Linked DNA regions of Homo sapiens: region 2 is linked to region 1. Evidence: read pairs that join two places in POLR2A ChIA-PET (ENCODE). Cell type or tissue: MCF 10A. All regions are shown on one strand. Region 1 overlaps PDE4B (phosphodiesterase 4B). Region 2 overlaps LOC105378776 (a long non-coding RNA gene).

What was found. Peaks named below come from ENCODE experiments on the same cell type or tissue, not always from the same donor. Only the 100,000 strongest peaks of a DNase experiment are listed, where the experiment ranks them.
Region 2: POLR2A ChIA-PET joins it to region 1 with 21 read pairs; 12 of 35 experiments call an interaction of 5 or more read pairs at or near these places.

The regions. Positions count from the first base shown.
Region 1 is chr1:66,259,459-66,264,458 of GRCh38, forward strand. All of the region lies in intron 6 of PDE4B (phosphodiesterase 4B), which reads left to right. Among named protein-coding and RNA genes, the nearest start is that of PDE4B-AS1, 210 kb to the left of the region's middle. In MCF 10A, no CTCF peak of the experiment used is centred here; a DNase peak (open chromatin) is centred at 2,923.
Region 2 is chr1:66,433,590-66,438,589 of GRCh38, forward strand. All of the region lies in intron 2 of LOC105378776 (a long non-coding RNA gene), which reads left to right. Among named protein-coding and RNA genes, the nearest start is that of SGIP1, 98 kb to the right of the region's middle. In MCF 10A, a CTCF peak has its summit at 2,942; a DNase peak (open chromatin) is centred at 3,042.

The DNA.
Region 1 (5,000 bases):
TCTTTCTTCCTAAAATGTCTGTTTCCACTTGCCAGTGTCTGCTTGGCCAAATCCTGATTGTCTATGTCCCATCTCTAGTATCACCTTCACTGAGATGCTTTCCCTGACCTCACCAAACCTGGCTGAGTGGCCCTCATTTGGATCCAGAGTACTCTGAAAACCTTATCACTATCTTTATGGATCTCTGCCCACCACTAGACTGTGTGCCCTTTAGGAGTAAGAATTGGGTTTAGTTTTTCTTGAATTCCCAAGAATAGCAGAATGCCTGACATACAGTTTGTGCTTCATAAAAATTCATCACATATATGAACTTCTGAATAAATAATTGTTGGAGGAAAGACCACCAATTATTTAGAAAATTATATTTGCAGGATTGATTCCTTCTCTATGTTTTTTTCTTTGTAGAATATGGCCTCTGGCTTCATAGCCCATTTCTACCCCCTTGAAAATGATGCACTTGGGCAAGCTAATTACTCTCTCTATATCTCAGTTTTCTAATGTGTAAAATAGGGTTGTTATGAGGATTAAATGAATTGATATTTGCAAAGCACTTAAAACAGCATCTTGCACAAAGTAGGTGCTCAATAAATGTGAGCTATTATAATGGATCGTTACATTTCTCTTGCTGAATCCAGAAGTGGTGTAACACTTTGGGGTTTTCATATCTGTTGTCAGCTTAGATCACCATAAATGATATTCATGGTATTGAACAAATAAAGGTATTGTTACCCCCACTCTATGGATAAGGAAACAAAACTTAGGGAGAATAAATGACTTGGGCAAGAACGTACAGCTTCCAGTGGGCAACAGAGTTTTCCTTGAAACCTGTAATCCTGACTGTCACTGCAGTGCTCTTTTCATTTGCCAAACCTGTTAAGTCTTCTGGGTTATAGGAAGAAGTCCCTGGAAGGCTTTGGAACAGAAAGACATTTAGGAAGAACTTATGGAATAGATGAAGGTCAGAAAGCCTGAAGACAGAGACAGTAGCTAAAACAATATTTTCAGGAATTAAACATGAGGGTATAGCTCTAAACCAGAATGATGGAGATGGCAATGGGGAGGAAGGGATTAATATGGACACATTTTAAAGGCTTCTTAAGCATGGCTGGACTGAGAACCACTACATTGCACAGCACTAGGGAGAAGGCGGGGTGGGTGGTGGTGTTCTCATTCTTATTTGTTAGCATGGGTTTGAAGGTTTTTTACCTCTGTTAGTAGTATCAGAACATTCAGCCCAACCCTGCTGATTAATAAGCTGTGCCAACTGAAACAACTTTCTCAATAATCAGGCCTTTCCAAACCCTTGAGGGTTTTGGTCCTTGTGAACTTTTAGGAACCAAGTACCCCAAGACCATAATTGCCATAGCACAGCTGAAGCACAGCCCTTCCCACACTCTGGCTGAGGACTACCCTTCAAATCACGGCCCCTTGTGTCACCCTTGGTCCAAAGCAAGCCATGCTTATCACAAAAAGCAGGCCTCCAGTGGTAAGATAGTTGTATCTAATGATCTTTCTCAAATTCATACCCATGTGTACAGAGTTGATCCTGTTACTGATTGCAAGTACTACCTTGTCACCAACAAAAATTCAAGAGAGGGCACATTTACCACTAGAGCTTCACCAAAGGGAGTTGAGAGTGGTGCAGTCTAGCTCAGACTCAGTCCTGAATAATGGATTTCAGACATCAGGGAGCTGAAATCAATGAAATCAATTAGCCATCTCTGGAGCAGTCTGGCAGGGGCAGGCTGGAAAACTGAGTGTCCATTTAATGCACTCCATTTTATTTCTAGATAGTGAATACCTTCAAACAACTAAAGAAAAGCCAAGAGAAGGAACTGAAGACAATAATGTTTGGCAGGAATGGATACAACATACAGAAAGCATACCCCCACCCGAACACACACACAGACACACACACAAACACTCACACATATACACAGAGTTATCTTAACAGCTGAAACTGTAGAATTCATGGAACTCAGATATTCCTTTCTGATATACTTGACTTCAGATCCAGGGTGCCACTCCCTGCCTTGAATGTAGCATTTAAGCAATAATTGTGTCCTAGGAGTGGTTTTCATGAGACATCTGGTTAGTGTGGTTTATTGTAGGAAAAGGAACTCCCACATAGAACTATACTTCTCATAAGTCAAGATTTCTTTTATCTTTTGGCTCTTTGCTGTGCATAAAAGCAGTCCATTGTCTGCTTGTGCTTTACCACTCAAAGGGTGGAAATCTCAAAGTTCCTGTTGAGGTGGTTTCCTTGCACCTTCATGAAATATCCCATTGAGGGATGCTTGATTGGACCTGTATTTCTTGGCTGCAAATTAAAACCTACACTTCCTTTGTCCCAGGAGTTAATTTTGAAAATATGGCTTTCATTTAGAGTTGTTAATTCAGATAAGCGTTCTTAAAGCACTTGCTGACTTTAAACAGACTGCTGGAGTAATCAGGTGCGCAAGTGAGTGTGCCCACCATTCAGCAGTCTGATAGCCAGGGGATGGAGCTGGGAGCAAATAGGTGTCATTTATCAATCGACTCTGTCATCAACATCATGAATGTCACCTGTGGCTATCAGGAAATAATGTAACTTCTTTGTATTAACATTCTTCCAAAGCATAATTTAATGAACATGTATGTAATCTTCAGGAAAGAACTAATAACCACTTAATTTTTTTAGTGCATATCTATCCAAAATGTCTTTTATTGCTGTATGTACTTTGGCATGTGAATTAAATTAACTGAGGATCATAAAATGTTTAGCGTTCAGAGCTGGAATGAACCTAGCCAAATTTCCTCAGATGAAGTGAAGCAACATAGGTAAAACTCCTCACACAGGACTCAGTACGTTGTAAATCACCAGTAAATGTTAGTTGCTGCCTGCTCTTCTCAAGTGAGGAAGAAACTAGGAGGTTCCGTGAATTGCCCAAGGGCTATACAGTGGGAAGGTGCCAGAGCCAGGATTAGGATTCCTGTCTTCTTAGTCACAGTCCAGTTCTGTCTCCACTGTGCTATTCAGGGCTGGAAAGTATGAACTGCTATGGCCATATTATCTTCCCTATTTATATCACCATCTTCAGCAATCAGCCACGTAACTTCTTATGATTCTTCCATAAGTTACGGACTTTGGAAACTGAGCAACCAATACCACTTTCCTCTGGCATTCCTTACAATTTTCTGTCTGGCATTCTCATGCCCTACAAGCAATCATGTGGCTTGCAGAAGTCATTTATTCATTGAAAATGTATTGAGCCTCTTCTTTGCACCAGGTCTCATGAATAATTGACAAACCAAATAAACATGGTCCCTGCCTTTCCAAAGCTTCCACACAGAGATGCTTATCTGAATTGACAACTCTAAATAAAGCCATATTTTCAAAATTAACTTCTGAGACAAAAGAATTTGTATAGTATGAGTAATTTCCAAGAAGTCATTGAGAGAATTAGGCACTGTGATTTGACACGCTATAAAGAAAGTAGAGATTTCTGACATTTGGGGTCTCCTAGTTCAGTTTCTTCTTTCACAAAAGTCTTCTTTGGAACTCAGGAAAAGGTGTAAGATAAAATTATTAAAATGCATTATTAATCCAGTGCGTATGTGTTGAGTACCTCCATCATAGCAAATATTATGCCAGATCCCTGTGTTACAGTGGTGCACAATGTTCAATCATTGCTTAAATTTCTCATAGATGAGTTGAAGAGAAAGACAGGAAAATGGGAAATACAATATAGAATGAGCAATGCAGTGGTTCAGTAAGCACAGGAAACTACAGAACACAGGTGAGGGCCACTCACAGAGGGAAGGCTCCTCTGAGGAGGTGATGCCTGAGCAGAGTCCTAGGACATATGAAAGAGCTAGCCACATAAAGAGAAGAAAAGTATCCAACTGAGCAAAATGTGTGCAAAGGCACAGCAACAAAAGAGAGTGCTGTGTTCGAGGAACAGCAAGTGGCATATAGAACCAAGACTGTATGTGAAAAGGAAACCAGATAAAATATTCATATAGAGTATTTGGTTCTCAAATCACTTTCACATCAGTGGGTTATTCAATCTACATTCTATTAACATTTTGGAGTTCCTACTATTTGCCAGGCAATATGGCGGGACCTGAAGAGTATGTAAGCAAAGAGATCAGAACTGGATCCTGCCATCAACAGGTCACAGATTACCAGTGGAGATAATATGTGCCAATATGGACTGTAACATGAAGAAATGACCCTAAAGGTACAAATAAAGCACCATGAGAGATTAAAGAGACCATTCTTGGCTAAGAGGATGGCATCCTTTGGAGAAGGTTTGATGGGTAACTTAACCTTAAGTTAACCTTAACTTAACCTTTGATGGGTAGATTGTTTGGTGTGGAGACAGCTTCCTTGACAGGGGAATGAATGGCCTGAATAATGGCAGGAAAGGGGCAGCACATATTCAAGGAAAAAGAAGTGTTCAAGTTTGGCCTTGGCAAGTGTGAGTCAGCTCTGTCCCTCATTCATTCACTCTTCTATTCAATAAGTATTTACTGAATGCTTGTCATATGAAGGACCATCCTGGGTGCCAGGGATCAAGCGGTAAACAAGTTGTTCCCTGCTCACATAATGTTTACATTTAATCAAAGGAACTATGTATTGAACACTAACTAGACAGAGCCTATTTAAGCTATAATTTTAAAGTGCTACAAAAGAGAAGTACAGGATGCATGAGAGCACAGAGCCAGTCAGTGGTCTGAGATGAAATGTCAGGCAATGAGGAATTATGAGAGATAAGCTGGGAAAAGGATGTTGGGGCTAGAGAGCAAAGACTTTGAATGCCAGGCTAAGGATTTTGGAATTTAATCTCTTAATTTTCCTGAAAAACAGCCCTCAGTATTAGTGCAGGTGTTATCAGCATATAGTATAGTGGAAAGAGCATGCACTTTGGGTTCAGAAAGACTTAGCTTTGAATTCTGGCTGTGCCAATTATAAATCATGTGTCAGTATGTTTCTTAAACTCTCTGAGCTTCAGTTT
Region 2 (5,000 bases), 170 kb after region 1:
AGTATCCTGTTTTGATTCTTCTATTTTGCAAACAGAGAAAATGTCAGAAGCTAATCAGCTCATCCAAGTGCATACCAGTTTTGTTATTTAACCAGTAAAGGCTTTCTGTGAGAAAAGATTATGCAGTTAATCTACATTAAATACTTACTCTGTACAAAGCCTTGTGGGGGATATAGAAATGTAAAACCACTAAGAGACACCATGTGATGTCACTGGGAGTTAATGTTGATTCCAAGATGAGCACTCCACAAAGGCAGAAAAGTTGAAACTGTCATTCTGTATGCCAGACTACAGTGATAGGTATAAAGAAGAGATCATGGTCAAGAGGAATGATCAGAAAAGACTGTCACAAAGGAAGTGAACTTGAAAAGCTGGGCTTAAAAAAAGAATGGAATTTAGACAATGGGTAGAGAAGGGTATGGGGAGTGTATTAGGAAAAACAGAATTTGAGCAAAGGGCATGGTAGTGAAGACACACAACACTCAGGAGAAATCAAGCCGGCAAATTCTCTTTGTGCAGTTAAGAGGTCAAATGACTTTCCCAAGATCACACAATTATTTAGGACTAGGATGGGGTCTTCTAATTTGCAGTTTGACTTGTTCTGCCATGTGCAAGATTTATAACTGATGATTGGGTGTTGCAAGAAGGGCAACATTTCATCATCCTCAAAGAAATGAGACAAAAAGACTGTCTCTAAGGCTTATTGGATGCAGATGTGGTTGCCTTAAAATTCCAGCAGACTCGTGTTTACCTTCTGTGGCTGAGCAGGACCATCCTGTAGGAAGGCTGCTACTGCCGACCTGGTACTCCCACCACATCCTGACACTCAGACTCTGAGTATGTAGCTTTATGGGAATATCCAAGGCCATAGGACTTCCTCAGGACAGCCCTGGCACATGGCCCAGAAAGGTGTTTGGGCCACATAGTCTATCATGGCTCTTCAGAGGGACAGCAGTGCAGGGAGCATTTCTGGACTTTATTTCCCTGGATTGAACAAAATTTGTGAGTTTCCAGTTAGAGTTAGCTCTTCTTAGTGTTGTCCTTTTTTTTTTTTTTTTTTTTTTTTTTTTGAGATGGAGTTTCGCTCCTGTTGCCCAGGCTGGAGGGCAATGGTGTAATGGTATACTCTTGGCTTACTGCAACCTCTGCCTCCCAAGTTCAAGCGATTCTCCTGCCTCAGCCTCCCAAGTAGCTGGGATTACAGGCGCCTGCCACCACACTCAGCTAATTTTTGTATTTTTAGTAGAGACAGGGTTTTACCACATTGGCCAGGCTGGTCTTGAACTCCTGACCTCAGGTGATCCACCCACCTTGGCCTCCCAAAGTGCTGGGATTACAGGCGTGAGCCGCCATGCCCAGCTGTGTTGTCCTTCTTGATAAGCAGTGCCATTTAGAAGATTATATGCTGGAGAAAGAAGATCTGGGTTCAAGTCCTTTTCTAGCTTTGTGATTTGGAACAAGTTGATTATGATATCTTGTTACCATGAGATTGGTTATGCCAATCTCCTTATTTTATGGGTTAAAAAAACCCCAGAAGCTCAGAAGAGTTTAATAACCTGTTCAAAGTTATATGATATGTTAAATATATAAATCTCCATTGAATAATATCACCTCTATCTTCCTTACAAAGCTTTTATGAGGCTCAAATAAGAAAATAAATATGAATATTCACCACAGTACTTGACATGGATGCTAGGAACCCTTAATGTTCCCTTTTCCCAGTAGTAAAGCAGTAGTAATCAGTCACACACACACACATGCACACACACACAGACACCCCACATATACAGCATAGTGCGTAACACACATACATATAAGATTTATTTAAAACGACCTTGAGAAGAAAATTATTAACTCTGGGTCAGATGTGTTTATAAGCCCATTTCTGGGACCACATTCTGGGCTCTACCATATTGTATCTTGGGGTCATGGCTCTCTCACAACTGGAGAGAGGTGCTCCAAGCATCAATTCATAAAAGCTGTTACTAGCACACTATCTCTATCCTGTTTTTTTTAAAATAATACTATCTACCTTGCCTTTTATGAGGTGCAGAGCCTAGCACAAATGTGTCTAATCAGGCTGATCAAAACAAGGGGAATTGCACTGGTATTTGGGCCTGGGGTGCACAGCAAAAGGTCAAAGACTTACACGACCAGGAAAGCTTGTGACTTGGTTATTCCACTTATGATGTGGTTTTTATATAAATGGCCTGCATTCATTTAAGGACAAACATAAGACAGCCCTTCTCCTAGCTTCAGAATAGACTGAAAGTGGAGGAGAAGAGCAGAGAGAAATTTTGTTTTTTTTTTTGGTTTGGTTTTAGGAAATAATTTACAATATTTATATTCTAGGAATTGCCCTAGAGAAATTAGAATTTTTTAATTAAAAAATTTATTTTCCTCTTAGCTTCTTGCAATGTCCACATTATACGGTGCATTAAAGCTATAAGGTCTTATTCCTATTTCAGCAATTCTCAATCAGATAATCTCAGAATGCTTGTTAAAACACAGATCTGTGGGCTTTGATCCAGATCAACTGATTTATAATTACTTGTATAAGTAAGTCAAATAAGTTCTTGGTGAAATTCTCATGTCCACTAGAATTTAGAAACCACTGCACACTCCCTTCTAGCATCTGAAATCACTTCTATTTTTATAGATAAAATAGCCTGCTTTTCAAACTCTTCCATATTTGTAGCTTTGGGTTTCTAGATCTCTTTTAAGCTCACCAAGATCTAGTATTCAGCCTAGTACTCAGCCAGCGAAATTAGATGGAGTAGAATGGAAATTCTACTTGTGCTTCCCATAATAAAGCTTCACTCTTCCCTCTTCCTGCTTCAACTTTCTCCACAAACACACAGCAGTTAAATATACATATTTTTAAAGTTCTATTCTTATGCACCACAGAGCTTAAGAAACACTGCTCCCCTTGTGGTAGGTGCTGGACCAGCCAATGTTTTTGATTAGTAGGTGAGGCACATGAGGAGTTTGTGGTGAATGCATCAGTGGGAGGAAGAAAGGCATGAAATGAAGAATCGACATGATTGTGGTGCCTGGAGCCAGAGAGTTAGCTGCTGGTTCCAGCTCTGGTATTAACTGAGGGTGTGATCTGAGGTGAGTCATGCCTCTCTTTGGGCCACAGGGTGCCTTAGGGCTAGGCAGAATTCTTTAAGGCAGAGCTTCCTAGCTTATATGTAGTATCACACTGGTGTGCCACAAACGGATTATAGGTGTGCTATGAATTACTGCGTTCCTCAGCTCTCAGAATGTGCCTCTAGCCAAGAGAAGCCTCATCAGAGTCTTCTTGGGGACTGGTCTGAGCAGTGTAGGAGTCCAAGGACCACCCTCATAGTCCCTAGAGGAGGCAGTGGGCACCATGAGTCACATTTACCATGCATTTCTCCACTATAATGCCCTGAATGCACACAGCCAAGAAGGTAGGTGTTCTACTGCATGGGCATCTCAGCAGCCATCCATCCTAGCAGTTAGCACCGCAGACCATTCTAGGTAAGGCCTGAGGATCAGTAGGTAGTTTGTGTCCAGCTGCCCAGAAGCTTAGAGCTTAGCCCAAGATGTGGCCAGTGGGGATGAGTGAGTGCAGAAACATGGTGGGGATTTCTGGTCTGCCCAGCAACACGTGATAGCCCAGAATCTGTTTTCACATATATCAGATACTCCTGTTCATCTTCAGCAGATGGACAAAAAAGTCCATTTAGTGGTTTCCATGCTAGCTGTAGGGCAACTGCTCTTACAATGCATATGCAATATACAAATTAGACCTTCGTTATTATTTTGGAATGCTAGATAGCATAAAAGTCTGAATTTAAAGTACCTTTGCTCTATCATAAAAAATTAAACATTAACTTGTCAGTATAAGAAAAGGATAAGCTATTAGGTTCTTTAATTTCAAATGTTGCAAATCTTCAAATAGTTGTAAACAATGGTTTTAATTTTTTAAATTATCTTATTGTGGGAATGAAGGTTCTTGTTGATACACACCACTAGGAATTTGAAACAATCATCATTAAGAAGTCTTACTCAGAGTTTTGCATAGCTATTTTGAATATGGTATCTGTTGGTAAAAAGATATGTCAATGGTAATAAGTTCAAATTTCTAATTTTTTAAAATTATTTTATTTGGAACCTTTATATAAATTTAATATTTGATATTTTTCTAAACATCTTGTATTTTATTTTTCCTATAAGGATATAAATATAAAGAGTGACAATTTTTTTCACTGAACTTTGTTGAGCTATTCCCAGATCACCCTCCAGGTTTTGTAGAGAAAACATTTGTACAAAACAAAAAGTTTTTCTATGTGTGGAAGATGTGACAAAGATTGCCTACAGTGTTTTAGGGCAGTGGTTCTCAACTGGGGATGATTTTGCTTCCCAAAGGGCATTTGACAATATTTGAAGACATCTTCTGTTTGTCACCATTGGGGAGCTACTTATGGTGTTTAACAGGCAGAGGCCAGGAATGCTGCTAAATACCCTACAATGCACAGGAAAATTCTCCATAAAAAGAATTATCAGACCCAAAATGTCAATAGTGCCAAAGATAGAAACTGTGTTCTAGAGCCTGTCTCATTCTTATATCCTGATTCAGAATTATAAATGTTCTCATAGTGGTTGGCAATAACGGATGTGGCCAGAAATGGCCAGCTCTAATCTCCTAACTGCATCTATAATAGCAGACCCTGTAGGCAAGCAAAATGTGGGGCAGGACTTCCTATAGGCCTCCTTGAGATGGTATGCATTTCAAAGCAGCAGTTGTGTAACTTTTATGGCTACAAAGTTAGTACACCCAGGTGAGCATCTTCTTCTCCCATTTTATTTTTTTTAAATATCATATTCTAGAAATGACATTTTTGTTCCATTGGATTGTGACTCATGTTATTTTTCAACAACGCCCCTTCCTCTAGCCCCAACTCTGGATCTCACCATGACTAGCCTGGCTGGGATGGGTGGCCCAAAAGGCAGAGATTTGCACTGAAAAT